Regions from separate parts of the Homo sapiens genome. Here region 2 is linked to region 1. Evidence: read pairs that join two places in POLR2A ChIA-PET (ENCODE). Cell type or tissue: PC-9. All regions are shown on one strand. Each heading gives the region's core, and the rest is flanking DNA. Links, peaks and the distances in the headings are about the cores only. Region 1 overlaps PIK3R4 (phosphoinositide-3-kinase regulatory subunit 4). Region 2 overlaps LOC107986023 (a long non-coding RNA gene).

Region 1 (2,500 bases), core at 1-2,500:
GCCCAGTATGTGATCACCCAGGCTGGAATGCAGTGGGGAGATCATGGCTCACTGCAGCTTTGACTTCCCAGGCTCAAGCCATCCTCCAAACGTAGCCTTCCAAGCACTATAGGTGTGTGCCACCACGCCTGGCTAATTTGCGGTCTTTTAAAATAGAGCCAGTGTATTTGAATGTGTATGGTTAAATATAATTAAAATACATGTGTCAGTAATTATAAAAGTTTAAAATCAACATTTGTTTCTTTACAGTATTTTTTAAATATCATAGATGCTGGTACAGATTTGTGTAAAGTGAACTTCCAAGTGTGCTGTGGTTTATGGACTTAAAAGGGGAAATAAGCATAGATCTACTCAGACTTTAGAGGTGCCCAGGAAAGTAAGAGACTTTTCCTAATAAAGATTTGCTCATTAAAGTGGGGATATTCATCTAGAATTTTGACATATTATCAGGATATGGCCCAGAGTTTTTCCATTTTTAGGGCGAGCAGGCGTTATAGGGTATTTACATCTTGCTTACTTAGAGGTAAATTTTTATTCTATTCAGAGCATTGTTGAACCTAGCAGGGGTGGGGAGTGGGACCCAGGATGAAGGGAATAATTGTGTTTGATTGACTCAAAGATCTCAACTGCCATAAGGTACATTTTGATTTCAGAGATGTTGGAAAGCAAGGAAAAAGTAAGGTTATTTTAAGTTTAAGGTAGTTAAACTTTACGTTCAGTGCTATTCACTGCTAAGAAGGAAAAGAGTACAGTCTTTGACCGGTTGTGATCATATGTTAAGAAACACATATGTTAAGTGGGAGGCAAGGTAGGAGAAGAAAGTGTAAGTGAAGAGCAGATACAATTGATAGTAAATGTGACAGCAGAAATTAGAAGTAGTTATTTTGTAGTGGTGAGGAATATCAGACAGTCTTTGTAGGTCATCAGAAAGAGAAAGGAGAAGATATAGACAACTGTAGAAATGTGCAAACAGTCTGCCACTTTGGTTCACTAAGAACTTGAGTATCACTTGTAAAGCAGTCTAACAATGGTTTCTCTTTGAGGCAGTTGTGACTTTTCATTTATATGTGAAGAAACAGTCTCAGATTGCTTAAATGGTCAAGTTAGTAAGTGGCAAGGTTGAGATTTGAACCCAGGTCTTTCTGATGCCAAAGCTTAGCTTTATCTGTTATTTTAATGTGGATGTTTCTTTGTTAGTCTAATAAATATCTCTCACTTGTCAAGGATACTGTTTAAAAGGTAAGTCCCTGCAGAGAATTAGGCTTTTTTTTTTTTTTGGTCCTCAGTAGATGAGGTATTAGATTATTTTTATATTATTATTTTTTTAAGCTGTGTTTCAAAAATAAGACTAGTGGTTTGGAGACAGTTACAGATTATGAGCTGGGTTACTAAAATCTGATTAAGTTAAATGCTAAATTGAAAAGTTCTGTTTTTCCCATAGGCTTATGATTATTTATGTATAAAGACAGGGAGGAAAAGTTAATAAGCTTTACAGAGAGTTAAGATTGTAATTATAAATTTTCTTCCTTTTTATTTTATAGAAAACATAGCTCTGCTGGCAGAAACAGCTCTGAGATTCCTGGAATTAGTACAGTTAAAAAATCTTAATATGGAAAATGACCCCAATAATGAAGAAATAGATGAGGTTACACATCCAAATGGAAATTATGACACAGGTTGTATAATTTTCTCTTCCAGATTTCCTGTTATTTAGAATGAATTGCTGATGCTAACTTGTAAAACTATCATTTGTAGTTTTCATGTAAGGTGAAGGAATACCAGATCTATATATTAGATAGGAAGAGTCCCTGGTGTCTAATTATTCTCTCTATCCTCATATACTGTTATCTTGCTCAAAAATAATCAGCTTGTCACCATGGATACTAAAGTCAATTGTTTGTCAGCCAGAATTGATTTGTGTGAACAGTAAAGCTGGCTGAATTATATAATTCTCATAAAAGAAAAAATTAGAAACATCATAGCTAAAGAAGCTAAACCTTTTCTCCTTACGTGAGTATATTCTGAGTATCCTCAATCATAAATTGTTTTTATTTCATACTATTTGTTATTTACAAAAAACCATAAAGGAACAGATGTGATGATGGTAAACTTATTGATGTCAAAGTCCTTGTCTTAGGTTTCTTTGTGTTATACAACTCTTTACAGATTTTTACTTAATGTTTGTTGAGTAAAAGATTTAGAAGTAAAGTAATAGATGTAATTTTCTCCAAGATGCTTCTAGTTGTGAAAAACTAGAGAAATCTAGTTTTTTAGAATTTTATGCTGCAAACAACTACAATTGTTACTTGTTAGAATGGCACCATTTTTAGACAACATGTATTATCTAGAGTTGAATACAGTGGAATAATTTTGAAGTTATAGGAGGATGTATCAGGAAGTCCTAGCCTTTTTTTATGGAATTACTTGGAAAATAATACTGTCCTATAACCATGTAATTGGACCTGTTGAGATAATAAAGTTAAATGGTAAAATTTTTGGG
Region 2 (11,784 bases), core at 4,813-7,312, 120 kb before region 1:
ATTTTAAGCAGATTCACTGTTAAACAGGCAAGACTTGTCAGATCAGCCCTTGAATGGTATTTCTCAATCAGGAAAAAAAAAATCTCTGTTCAAGAGAGCGAGACATTGGTACAGGTCATCCCAAATTCTTGTAGATTAAATTAGCTGGCCTGTGTTTTCTGACTCCTTCTCGGCTTTCCTCCTGCAGGGACACATAGAAGTGGGGATTCAGACTGGCGAGGCTGCTGAAGGGCAGTGTAAGTTGAGGGACAAGGCAAAAAAGAGCAGGCTCTGCTCTGCCTCAGTCTCTCATCAAAACGTCTTATTTGTTATTGACAAGTTGACAAGTTGACCCTCAGGCATCACCTATTCTCTGGACCCATCCTGTAGAGTTTTTTTCTCATATGGCCTTTTTCTACATCTCTGCTTAGGGGTTCACTATACATAACAGAATGAGAGTCAAGCGAACCAAATTCTAATCCCAGCACTGACACAGATGAGCCATGCGAGCTTGGGCAAATCTCTTAGTTTGTGACACTAGTTTCACGTCTGTAAAATAAATTCCTCTACATGATTTCCCCTAGATCTCAACAGCCTCTGCTTACTAAGGATAATAACCCTATTTTCACCATCTCTTACCCTCACCTGCATAAAAACACCTCAGCCCCGTGAACCCTCCAACCCCACGGCTTCTCTAATACTTACAAAGTCCCCTTTTTCCATTCAATTACATTAATTTATCATCTATGTGCCAGATTTATGCTTAGCACTGGGACTAAACTAGCAAACAAAATAATATCATATTCCCCGCATTGAGCTAAAATAAGATTTTCATTTAAAGCAGAAAATTCTGACTGCTACAGGAGACACAGATTGTAGGATAACCAGAGTGAACATGGAGACACGAATTGGAAAACTATTGCAATAGTTCAAGTAAGAAAAGATGGTTGGCAGGATTAGAAGGGTGAAGATGGAGAATTCAATAACTATTTTAGAAGTCTTACTAAAGGATTAGGAAGGGGACGTAAGGGGGAGAAAGGGAAAAAGAGAGGTGCCAAGGTGACTCCCAGGTTTCTGGTTTGAGCTTTTGTGTTGATTGATGGAAAAACCTGGGGAGGAGCATGTTTGGAGCTTGTGGAATTCTCTTTGGACACATTCAGTCTGCAACATTCACAAGACATTCAGATGGAGATATCAAGTAGATGATTGGATGCAAGGCTGAAGTGCTCTGGGTATAAACATTTGGGAGTTTTCAGCAAATAGGTGTTTGAAACCATGGGAATAGAAGAACTCACCCAAGGAGAGAGAGTAGACTGTCCCACATGAGCTGACAAACTGTCTTCTCATTGTTTGGTGCTAGCACCCATATGTAGCCCAGGGGTGCTGGCCCCTAAGAGCAGTACTCCCCAGGGGTTCATGAGGTATTTGGTTCTTGGCAGGCATCTCCAGGCTAAAGCTAGACTATAGTCAGCCCAGAAGTGGAGCAAATTCTCCCTTCCACACTCAGTGTCCCGCTTGATCACCTGAGCCACAGATCAGGCTGCTGAGTCTCTAGTACTTAGGGGAACATTGCCTGCAAGTCTCACTCATTCCTTATAAACTAGACACCAACATCTGAGCCAGGTGCTGGATGTTGCCCTCAGACCAAAATAAAATAACCGAAACCAAACACCCTTATGCGTGCGTTCAGCACACCTACTCAAACTCATCTGAGACTCCATTTAGGCTCAGGCTGCCCAACGTTCACCACCACCACTGTTACTACCACACCATTTGAATAATTCTGAGAGAAAGGTTAACAAATTTTCCCAACCTTCAGCATCTTCATCTCATTAATGCTGTTAATCTTCTACATATGTGGGGATTTGGCTTTGTGAAACACTTGCTGCAAGAGAATCTAGGGAAGCAAAGGATGAAATATTTGTTCTCAATTTGATAAATAACCTACCAACCTATTGATGGCTGTATCACAGGAATAACACTACCACCACCAGAAAAAGCTACCAAACAAATCAACCCTCATGTCAAATCTTCTTGTCTGTATGACACCAAGTGCGAGAAGAGCACTAGGAGAAGTTTTAAACAATAAAGCATATGTGAACAAGGTGAGTGTAACAATGATCATAATTTGGACCACAGAAAAGGGGTATGGGGAACTTCTAGGCCTAGTAAAAACAACAAAGGAGGTCTGTGTCACAGTCAATCCAGTGTGTACCCTCTGCCTGTTGTGTGGGTCACCTTTACACCAGTATCTGCCAGGCTCCAGTATGCCTCAGGGAACAAAGAACAAGATAACATCCAGTGTCATGTGTGCATGGGTGCACGAATATCGACATGAAATCACATGATTTACTACATAGAATGTAGTAAGGGCTGTGTCTGAAGCAAACAAAATATCTTGGAAAAGGAAGACTTCATTCTTCCCAGCAGCACTGGAGAAAGCTTTTCACTGAGCCCATTTAATCCAAGTATTGAAGGATGTACAGGAGACCTCCAGGAGGGCAAGTTGTAAGTAAAGGAGAGAATTCTAGGCTAGAGGGGGGAGTTCATTTAAATGTGCAAAAGTAAAGAAGCAGATGGTGTTCTGTTATAATATTCCCCAAGTATGTGGAAGTCAACATGGTTGGTACTTAGCAGCGCTAAGTGAGGTGGGAGAAGATTTTAAGTGGCATGCAGACACTACATTCAATAACACTGAATCATTTTGGATTGAAAAACATTATCTACCTTTTAATTCCTTTCCATCCTCACCCAGGAAACTTTCTCAGTTGGCTCCTAGGATGCTCTAACCTTTCTCTTAAAAGCTAATCTTCCTTATTAACAAATGAGCAGGTTTCAGGCTTGGAGGTTTTACAGGCAATAGTATCTACCTAGAATTTAATACTGTTTTGCTTTTATTAATTATTTTTACTTACGGCTAATGACAATGGTTTTCCATTTACAGTCATGATATGAACTTTTTTTCTAAATAAACTCTAATAATGTGATTTAAGTACAAATACAGAAAAATATTGAGGAATTAATCATACAGATGTGGTAAACAGTAAAAATTATGACAGTGCTATGTGAATATAGGAAATTTTAGAAATCTCTCAAGGAGAAAAGTTAGCAGGGTGATATTTTGCTATTACTAGATTGTTCAGGGATCAAGCGTGGTAAAATGAATAAAATTTAAAGCCATGAGATAGAAATTCACATCTTCCTCTGGTACTTTCTAGCTGCATGGGCAAGGGCTCTTAAGGGCTCTAAGTCTCAATCCCTTCACTTTTATATCAAGGATTAGTTATACAAGAATGTAAGGATTAGAGGCAACAAATATGCAGGTCATAAGATTGTAGACATTATTAACCTCCTTTATAACTTCCCAACAAGCTTTCAAGGTTAGTTATGATGAACTCTGACCTAATTTCTCTAATTCTGTGAGACATTAGGTCTGCAGAGCTGTAGTTGGCTTTAAAAAGAAATCAAATATATTATTTCTCTTAATTATTCAATTCACTTATATAAGAATTTAAGAACTCAGCATAATACTCACTCCCAGCTGTTCCTAGGTTGTCCCAAATGGTTGTACACTGGGGAAGGGACTACCCACCCTGTCCAAGTCAGAGGTTTTATGTTAAATTCTAATGGTCTTCTGAATGCATTTTGTAATACTTCTTCAATAAACTAAAAACAAAGAACCATAGAACTACACAAGCAATATAGCCACATCTCTGAAAACTTACAATACTGAGAAAAAAAAAATCACTCAATTCACATTCCACAGTTGTGTTCCCATCCTTTCAGCCACCTCTCTTCCTTCCATAATAAATGAGGCCTGAAGAAGCCCGTGAACATTAAAAGATTGGCAAACAAAAACTTATACAGCCCTACCACTTGGTTCTCTAGCTTTCTACATCAAAAGCAAGTGCAGGCTGAAACTTGGAAACCAAAAGTTGGTCTTTTAATGGTGACACCTTGCCTAAGTAAGATAAACTGGACCAGCCTAGCTCCCTTAGTGAACAGAGTCTGTTTGAATTTCTGGCCCTTGTAAAATTATTAAAGCAGGGCATACAAGCAGTTTCCTCTCAAACAGTAGCAATGATTTTTATTTTCCAAATTATGCATTGCCTTTTTGGGAAACCTGTCATGAGAGGATTTTCTGTCTGCTAAACCTATCTTGCATTTCCTGGAAGTGTTTTATTAAGTGGGTCATCTCATATCACAAAGGAGAAAAAAATACAGGACACTGGTGATATCTCCTGCATAGTTTTGCAGTTCTAGTTACAAGCACAATGCACAAGCAATTTATGACTGCTGGGTCTTTGGTATGGCTATACATTTGTCCTTCACATTTGTATACCACCGCCACACTTCTTCCTAAATGAATCACTAGATTTAAATGGATCAGATATTGCTACTTCTTCTAACAATTTGGTAAAATTCATAAAAATCATTTTTAGAAATGTCTTTTTTGGAGATCAAAGAAATGGAATGATATAAATCTCACACCATAAAAATGACTGCATGATTTTAAATGAGATGTGATCAGACATTTTAACAGTTTTAAAAATGCTTATATTCCCAAGTGATAGTGTCTCCTGCTGGAAATCATAGCTTTTGATTGGCTAAAAAGACTGAATATGGCAGTGCTCTACCTCCTACCTTTTACACACACAAAAATGACCAACTGCTTCTGAATGATCTTTATAGCTTGTTAATGATCTGTTTAAGGTTATTATAGTTTATAAAATGTTTTTTGTTTTGCAAATTCTGGCTATGTAAACATAACCATAAATACAAGAAGACAAGTGTACTTCTAGGGTCTGATACTTTCTTTGTTGAGATATTAATAGTGTCAAATTTTGTATCTGAGGCATTGGAAAATGATCAAAGAATTCAAAATTTAACTTTGATAGAGTAGCTCTTTAGAAGAAAGAAAGCATGTGGCTTCATTACAGAACTCCGCTTAATCTCAGGATCTGAATGTTCCAAGTTTAAATAAATTCTCACAAGCCTGCTTGCTTTCTGATTGCCAAGTCTGAACAGCCACAAGCAGGATCTGACCTGTACCTATAAACATGTAAACCAGCACAAATGAAATCACTAAGCGACGTAAAAGCAACAAGGAACAAGCACCCGTTCATTTTAAAGATAATATAAACAAAATGATACCTGTTCTTCGGCTCTTTGGTTTCTCAGCGTCGATAAATATCTCCTAATTGCATGGAGAGGATATTTTTTGAAATAAGAGAATCTAGATGGAGGCAACAGACTATCCATAGTGAGGAAAGCAAGAGGGTCCTTGTCTGCACCTCCTTGTCAGCAACCATATGAAATTAGAAACTTAGCAATTCCTCAGATGCCTAAAGATTTGTTTGTAGCTCGACAACTTCCCTCCTACAAACAAAGCAAATGTTCTCCTTGCTGTTTCCTCTTTTGGGTAGAGTTCCTGGTGAAACCAGACAGCCAAGTATGAACACTGTCTAGAAGCGTCCAGAAATGCAATGCCCAAAGGGCAATAGGAATTCAGGGGCTGGTCCACAGAATGCAAATTGCTTAGTGGTAGTGATGCGACTGTCCTATTTCTAGCAACAGTGTTCTGTTGCAAGCTATGTTAATATTAGCTAGCTGGTGACTTTCCATACCCACAGACTCTCGTGAGGCTTAATTTTAATTCTTCTGACACTTTTTCTAGTTCTTAAACAGGGCATGAGATGTGGTTTTCCCAGTTTCCTTCTAGATTTCTTATCATCATGCGCACACACAGACACACAGCTCAGTTGCGGTCTGAGCTGGAAAGTGTTGATTCATTCAGTCTTGAGAAGACTGTTATAGGGGACTTCCAAAAAAATTTAACAAATTACCTCACTCTTCATTGTTATCAAGGAGCTCGTTGTCAGCACTGAAAACGTTTGGCTTGCACTGTGATGCATTATGCAACATGCCCAGTAACCAGATACTTTACATTAATTGAACAATAGCTGCAAACAGATTCTGTTCTGAGTTAAAAGCCTTCTCTCCTTGAATCCTTATCTCAAATCCACAGGCTGAATTCAGAAACATTAACTTTCCCTAGGCTTTTAAAAACTATGAATGTAAGTGAGAGAAAATGTTTTATGTTTACTTTCTAACTCTTATTAAAAAAAAGATTCATGCTTAAAAAAAAAAGAACAAAAGAAAAATAATGCCAAGAGGTCTGTGGTCTTAGAGGACATGAAATCATAAAATTTGAAAGTTCAATATTTTCTTAATACTTTATAGAGATCACAGGGTTTTTCTAAACTAGGGCCCCAAATAGACATTACTATTTTATTATCCTTTTAAACTTTACAGTAGCTGGTTCCTTTGATGGAAACATTTGGTCACTTCTGTGAGGGGCTGTCATGTAGAAAACAGACTGGACATCAACAAAAATTATGTGACCCAGAGTTTTCTTTAAGGGTGAAAGCAAGCCCTGGTTTTTCCCTCTTCCTAGAGAGCACTGCAAGTTGCGGGGAAGAGGAGGTAGGCAGAGCTGGGGAAATTACATTGCAGCCTTAGTTGTCCCCCTGGACAGCCTCCCTGACACTCCTGGATGGGTCACCTGCCTTCAGGGAACACACTTGATGGCCTAAACCTGGTTGTGCTGCAAGCAGCCCAGGCCATCTGTCAGGTTGGCATTGGGCCCACTAGCAAGGTGATCTTCCAGACTCACCAGGACCAGCCTGGCAATTCCAAGAAGTCATTTACATATTGCTACTGGAGCTGGCTCCTAGGAGGAGGCCCTGCCCTTCTGTCACCTCTCCAGGTGCACCATGCTACATGCATACAGAGGCTCTGCACGTCCTTCTCTGTATGCTGGAGACAGCTGACTCTAATGAGGGCAAGAGAGAAGCAGTGTGCTTGTGAAACACCTGAATGCTAAGGGCACAGTGCTGCATGCTCCCTGCCAGTTCATGACCCAGAAAAACAAGAAGTATAGAAAGCCAGATACCCTGGGCCAACTTGAAGCCCTGGAAAGAGAGGCAGCCCTAGGGATTGTGGGGGCAGGGAAATGTGTCGTTCATACGAACCCTTGAGATCCACTAACTGCCCTTTTGCTTCTCTTTTTAAAAATATCAGAACCTTCAGAGATGCCTCTTTATTGTGGGCAGAAGCCAGCAGCCTGCTAAACACCCACAGCATGACTGGTGATCCAATCTTTTCCCAACAGACGAACACAAAGCAGACTTCATTTCCACAGTTGTTTCAGGATCACTTTTTCTGGGGCTGAGGTGAGTGATGAAAAGAAATGGGGAGGGAGAAATGCAGCATCCCCAAACAAAAACTGTTCTATTAGATTAAGCACAAAAAAGAAAAATGGGTGAAACAAATTCAATTAAAATTCCTTTAGGAATTTAATTGATAACGAATATAAATCGTATCTAATACTAATTGGGCCCTTTGGCCAGGTGATGTGCTAAAGTCTTTACATGTATTATCACATGTAATCCTACAGTAACATATGGGTAAACTAAAGCTCAGAGAAGGTAACAATTTGCTGAGGTCGCACAGCTGCAAAAACAGAGGCGAAGGGGATTCTAACCAGGTAAACCTGACTCCAGTATCTGTATCCAACCTGTATACTGCAGAACCACTTAACCCACTCCCAGAAATGAATTCTCAAGGACCTATTAACTTGAAGAAGGAAAGACATGGTGTTACCTTGTTAAAGAGGAATACAGGCCAGGCATGGTGGCTCACACTGGTAATCCCAGCATTTTGGGAGGCCAAGGCGGGCAGATCACTTGAGGTCAGGAGTTTGAGACCAGCCTGGCCAACATGGTGAAACCTCGTCTCTACTAAAAATACAAAAACTTAGCTGAGTGTGGTGGTGCGTGCCTGTAATCCCAGCTACTTGGGAGACTAAGGCAAGAGAATCACTTGAACCTGGGAGGCGGAGGCTGCAGTGAGCCCAGATCGTGCCACTGCACTCCATCCTGGGCAACAGAGCAAGACTCTGTCTCCAAAAAAAAAAAAGAGAGAGAAATACAAATACAGATGGCTAGGAATTTGCAGACTACGATTGGAGAGCAAGTACGTCTTCTCAAACAATCATACAACCTCCTGTCCTGAATTCTCTATAAATAATGTTCATATCATTACCTACCTCTTAAAGATTCCTTTATGAAATGATTCTGGTGATGCTAAAAAGAAGCTGTATTTGTAGATACAGATATTCTGCTTCCCAATTTTTGAAAACTACTACAATCTCAGTTTCTGTTTGACATAGGTTTCAATGGTCCGTCTATATTTAATAAAATATGAATGTGGGAATTTATGCACCCTGTTTCTCAGGTGGTAGGCATAGTCTCCTTAAGTTTACAGTATGGACATCTCTGCCATCACAGCTTGGAGAAGTGCCCTTTTTTTTTTTTTTTTTTTTTTAAGGCGTGCCATTTTTTATTGCCCCTGTGGCTCAGGTGCCTTGATGAAAGACAGCTGACCAGAGTCCTGGTGGCTACAATCTATATCTGCAAGGACTGAAGGGCCCAGTGTTTCTTCCACAAGTATATGAGGTATATTTTGCCCTCTGCAAAGTAGCACAATAAAGAGTGGAAGCAGGCCGGGCACGGTGGCTCACGCCTGTAATCCCAGCACTTTGGGAGGCCAAGGAAGGCAGATCATGAGGTCAGGAGTTCAAGACCAGCCTGGCCAAGATGGTGAAACCCTGTCTCTACTAAAAATAGTAAAATTAGCTGGGCGTGGTGGTGTGTGCCTGTAATCCCAGCTACTCAGGAGGCTGAGGTAGGAGAATCACTTGAACCTGGGAGGCAGAGGTTGCAGCGAGCCGAGATCACGCCATTGCACTCCAGCCTGGGTGACAGAGCAAGACTCTGTCTCAAAAAGAAAAAGAAAAAAAAAAAGAGTGGAAGCAGTTATCTGTTATTTTGCAGAACTCACTCCCACCCCTCGTCCTCGATAGAAAAATAACTAACAGAAACCATGAATCCAGGAAAGTCATAGGTTAAGGCTGTAATCCCACAATGAAAGGATATTTGTGTGTTCTCTGTGCTTTCTAATAATAATCTGCTTTTTTGCAAATGGCTTAAAGTATGGGGAATCCCAAATTCTTCACTTGAAAAGCAACATAATGAGGCAAAGCCAACACCAGGAAAAATAGTGGTAAGGGAGTGAGCAGAAAGATATTTTACAGTTTATTCTTTTTCAAATGTTAAAGAAGATAGGATGAAAATGTAGGTTTGTGAAGTCATCTAGCACTGTGCATTGCACACAGTAGGTGTTAAGTTAACATATACCAATGCATATTCATTGAAAGAGAATGACAAAGAAGAAAGAATTGGATCCAAGGGTTAAATACAGGTTGAGAAACATGAAACAAGAATTGAGAAACAGTGTCTCCAGGATACCTTTGAATTGATGAGATTTTCAAATTGCATCAGGACAAAAATGAAAAGCCCGCTAATCTCCTCCTTCCAATCAGTGCTAAGAGTTCCCATCAGGAAAATGACTCCATTCTCTGGGAATTAATCCAGCCTGGATACAGAGTGAAGGGCCGGCAGTTAGGATGATGGAGAAGCTGCTAGCTCAGAAAACAGAAATCATTTATTATTATGAATTCTACTGAGAAATCACTCTCATCCCACTAGATCTGTAGATACTGGTCCAGTCTTACACTCCCCTAAGGACAGCATCAAATACAATCAAGAGAGGAATGGGAGGCATTTAATATTGCTCATCAGGGCAAGTTTATGCAGCACCAGATTCCACCTTATTGCATGATTAAAGCACTTCTGCTACTTCACAGTACATTTTCTTAGTGCCCTCACCACATAGGGAATAATTATCCTACATCTGCAGATGGTGTATTTTTACTTTCCCAAAATTCACTTTCAAAAATCCCTCTATATTCCCATTACAACCATCATTCAGCAACTTTGATGTTTCTAATTGCTCTATAAACTGTGCAACTTTTATGCCTTTTGCTCTTCGGTTTCAAGTATTAATTTCTCAAATTTAACAATATTTCCACGCTCATGAGACACTTGTCCTCCACTGAAGAAAAAAAGACATTTTCTGCATAGTTTAGGCCAAACTTGAACATACATTTGAATCATCTGGAGGGCTTGTTAAAGCACAGGTGGCTGGGCCCCACCCTCAGACTTTCTAATTCTGTAGGTCTTGCGGGAGGAGCAGAGATTTTGCTTTTTTAACAACTTCTCCAGTGATGCTGATGCTGCTGGGAACCTCACTTTGAGAGCCACTGGTTTGGGAGCTATCAGGTAGGGACATGGCTGTAGAGGGATTTCCCAGGTGGAGTTTGAAAGATAGATGCCCTGTTTGCTAAAGCACTTTGAGAGCTTCCAGCAGGCCCACAATTTAAAACACACTTCCCCAGTAGGGGTGGTTTTCCTCAGGCCAATGCCCATCTCTTTTTTTGCAGCCACTTTCCCATAAGGAAATTCCTGCATATCAGTCTTCACATGGGCCTCTCATCAGGTGATATCTTGACTTGATATCTGACTGCTCCCACATTCTCTCTCACTCATTTTCTCTTGTCAAGGTACAGTGGTGCTATTAGTAGCCTTAGTTCAGGGAAATCAACTCTTGCTTTAGGCCCAGGACCAAAAAATAGAGCCAGCTCTACCCAATGCCCCCTCTTCTCCCTCTTCTGCCACTAGCTTCTCATCCTTTTCAAGTTGGGATGGAGGGATCCTAAACCTGAAACAGGGAACCCCCTTACCACCAAGAATCTCCCAAATCACATCCTTTCTCAAACCCATCGCCAAGTACAACCTGCTCATCTTTGTCTCCAACATGCCCATGGTTTGGGATGAATCCTCTAACTCTATCTTCTTTCATCCAGTCTTGAGAATTCCCACTCAGGATGGAATTGCAAATTATTCCTTTAACAGAAACATTCAAATCTCCCAGCAAACTTACTGTTTTTGATGGATTTGGGGCAGGTCTTTGAAGCTGTGTTGCCTTCTTCTCCCCATCAGTCATGATTTGCTCCTCTGGGAGGCCTAGCACCAACCCAGAAGAAGAGGAAAGAGGCTTTTCCTTTTAAGGAAAATGGGGTAATTTCAAATTGGTGGGCATGCTACTGATAATTCTATATGAAAACTAAAAATATGGTTTTACTATAATGCTTCTCAATCTTTCATGTGCATATGAATTACCTGGAAGGTCTGGGATGGAGCCCCAGATTCTGCATTTCTAACAAGTTCTAGGATGATGTTGATGTTCTGTTTCCGTGTACCTTACTTTAATTAGCAAGAGTCCAGTACCTGTTTTGGAATGCAAAATCAACACTCTCTCAGAGGCTTAGTTTAAACTCCAATTTTAATTGCGTGAGTTTCTTCCATTAATACTCATGACAGTTTGCTATTTTTAAATTCATTTGTTTACTCTTTTTTTTTTTTGGTCTCCTCTACTGGAACATAAGCTCCATGAGGGCAGGAATCTTGTTCATCTCAGTCACCATTTTGTCCCCAACACTTAGCACAGATGGTAACAATGTGGAAGCCAGGGAACAGAAGAACAAGTGGTAACTCACTTAACAAATGAGCTGAAGGTTAAGGCAACAGCAAGGAACACAGAGAAGAAACCCAATTTGCACTACAGAATTCCCCAAAGGCTCCAGAATTGGCAGACCAAGTAATTCTGGAAATGGGGGCAGAAACAAGGTGGTTGGTTGGCAATTGTTAAGAAGCATTTTGACCAGACCCCTTCTTACTCCATTAAGGAGAGGATAGAAATTTCTTTGCGGAAGATTGGCGTTTATTTTCACTCCTGTTCTCTTGGCTCTTTGAGTTTGTACCTTTAAAAAATAGCAATCCT

Evidence for each region. ChIA-PET counts read pairs that join two places held together with the same protein. Peaks named below come from ENCODE experiments on the same cell type or tissue, not always from the same donor. Only the 100,000 strongest peaks of a DNase experiment are listed, where the experiment ranks them.
Region 2: POLR2A ChIA-PET joins it to region 1 with 19 read pairs; 3 of 35 experiments call an interaction of 5 or more read pairs at or near these places.

The regions. Positions count from the first base shown.
Region 1 is chr3:130,729,484-130,731,983 of GRCh38, reverse strand. It overlaps PIK3R4 (phosphoinositide-3-kinase regulatory subunit 4), which reads left to right. Exons shown (of 20, transcript NM_014602.3): 5 at 1,542-1,676. Among named protein-coding and RNA genes, the nearest start is that of PIK3R4, 16 kb to the left of the region's middle. In PC-9, for the core only: no CTCF peak of the experiment used is centred there; no DNase peak of the experiment used is centred there.
Region 2 is chr3:130,844,278-130,856,061 of GRCh38, reverse strand. It overlaps LOC107986023 (a long non-coding RNA gene), which reads left to right. Exons shown (of 3, transcript XR_001740492.2): 2 at 7,063-7,214. It overlaps LOC105374108 (a long non-coding RNA gene), which reads right to left and starts at 11,227. Exons shown (of 3, transcript XR_924486.3): 1 at 11,124-11,227; 2 at 10,885-11,004; 3 at 9,392-9,477. It also overlaps a transcript of ATP2C1 not described here. RefSeq lists an enhancer at 5,801-5,880. In PC-9, for the core only: no CTCF peak of the experiment used is centred there; DNase peaks (open chromatin) are centred at 5,451 and 5,781; H3K4me3 peaks cover 1,430 bases; H3K27ac peaks cover 1,670 bases.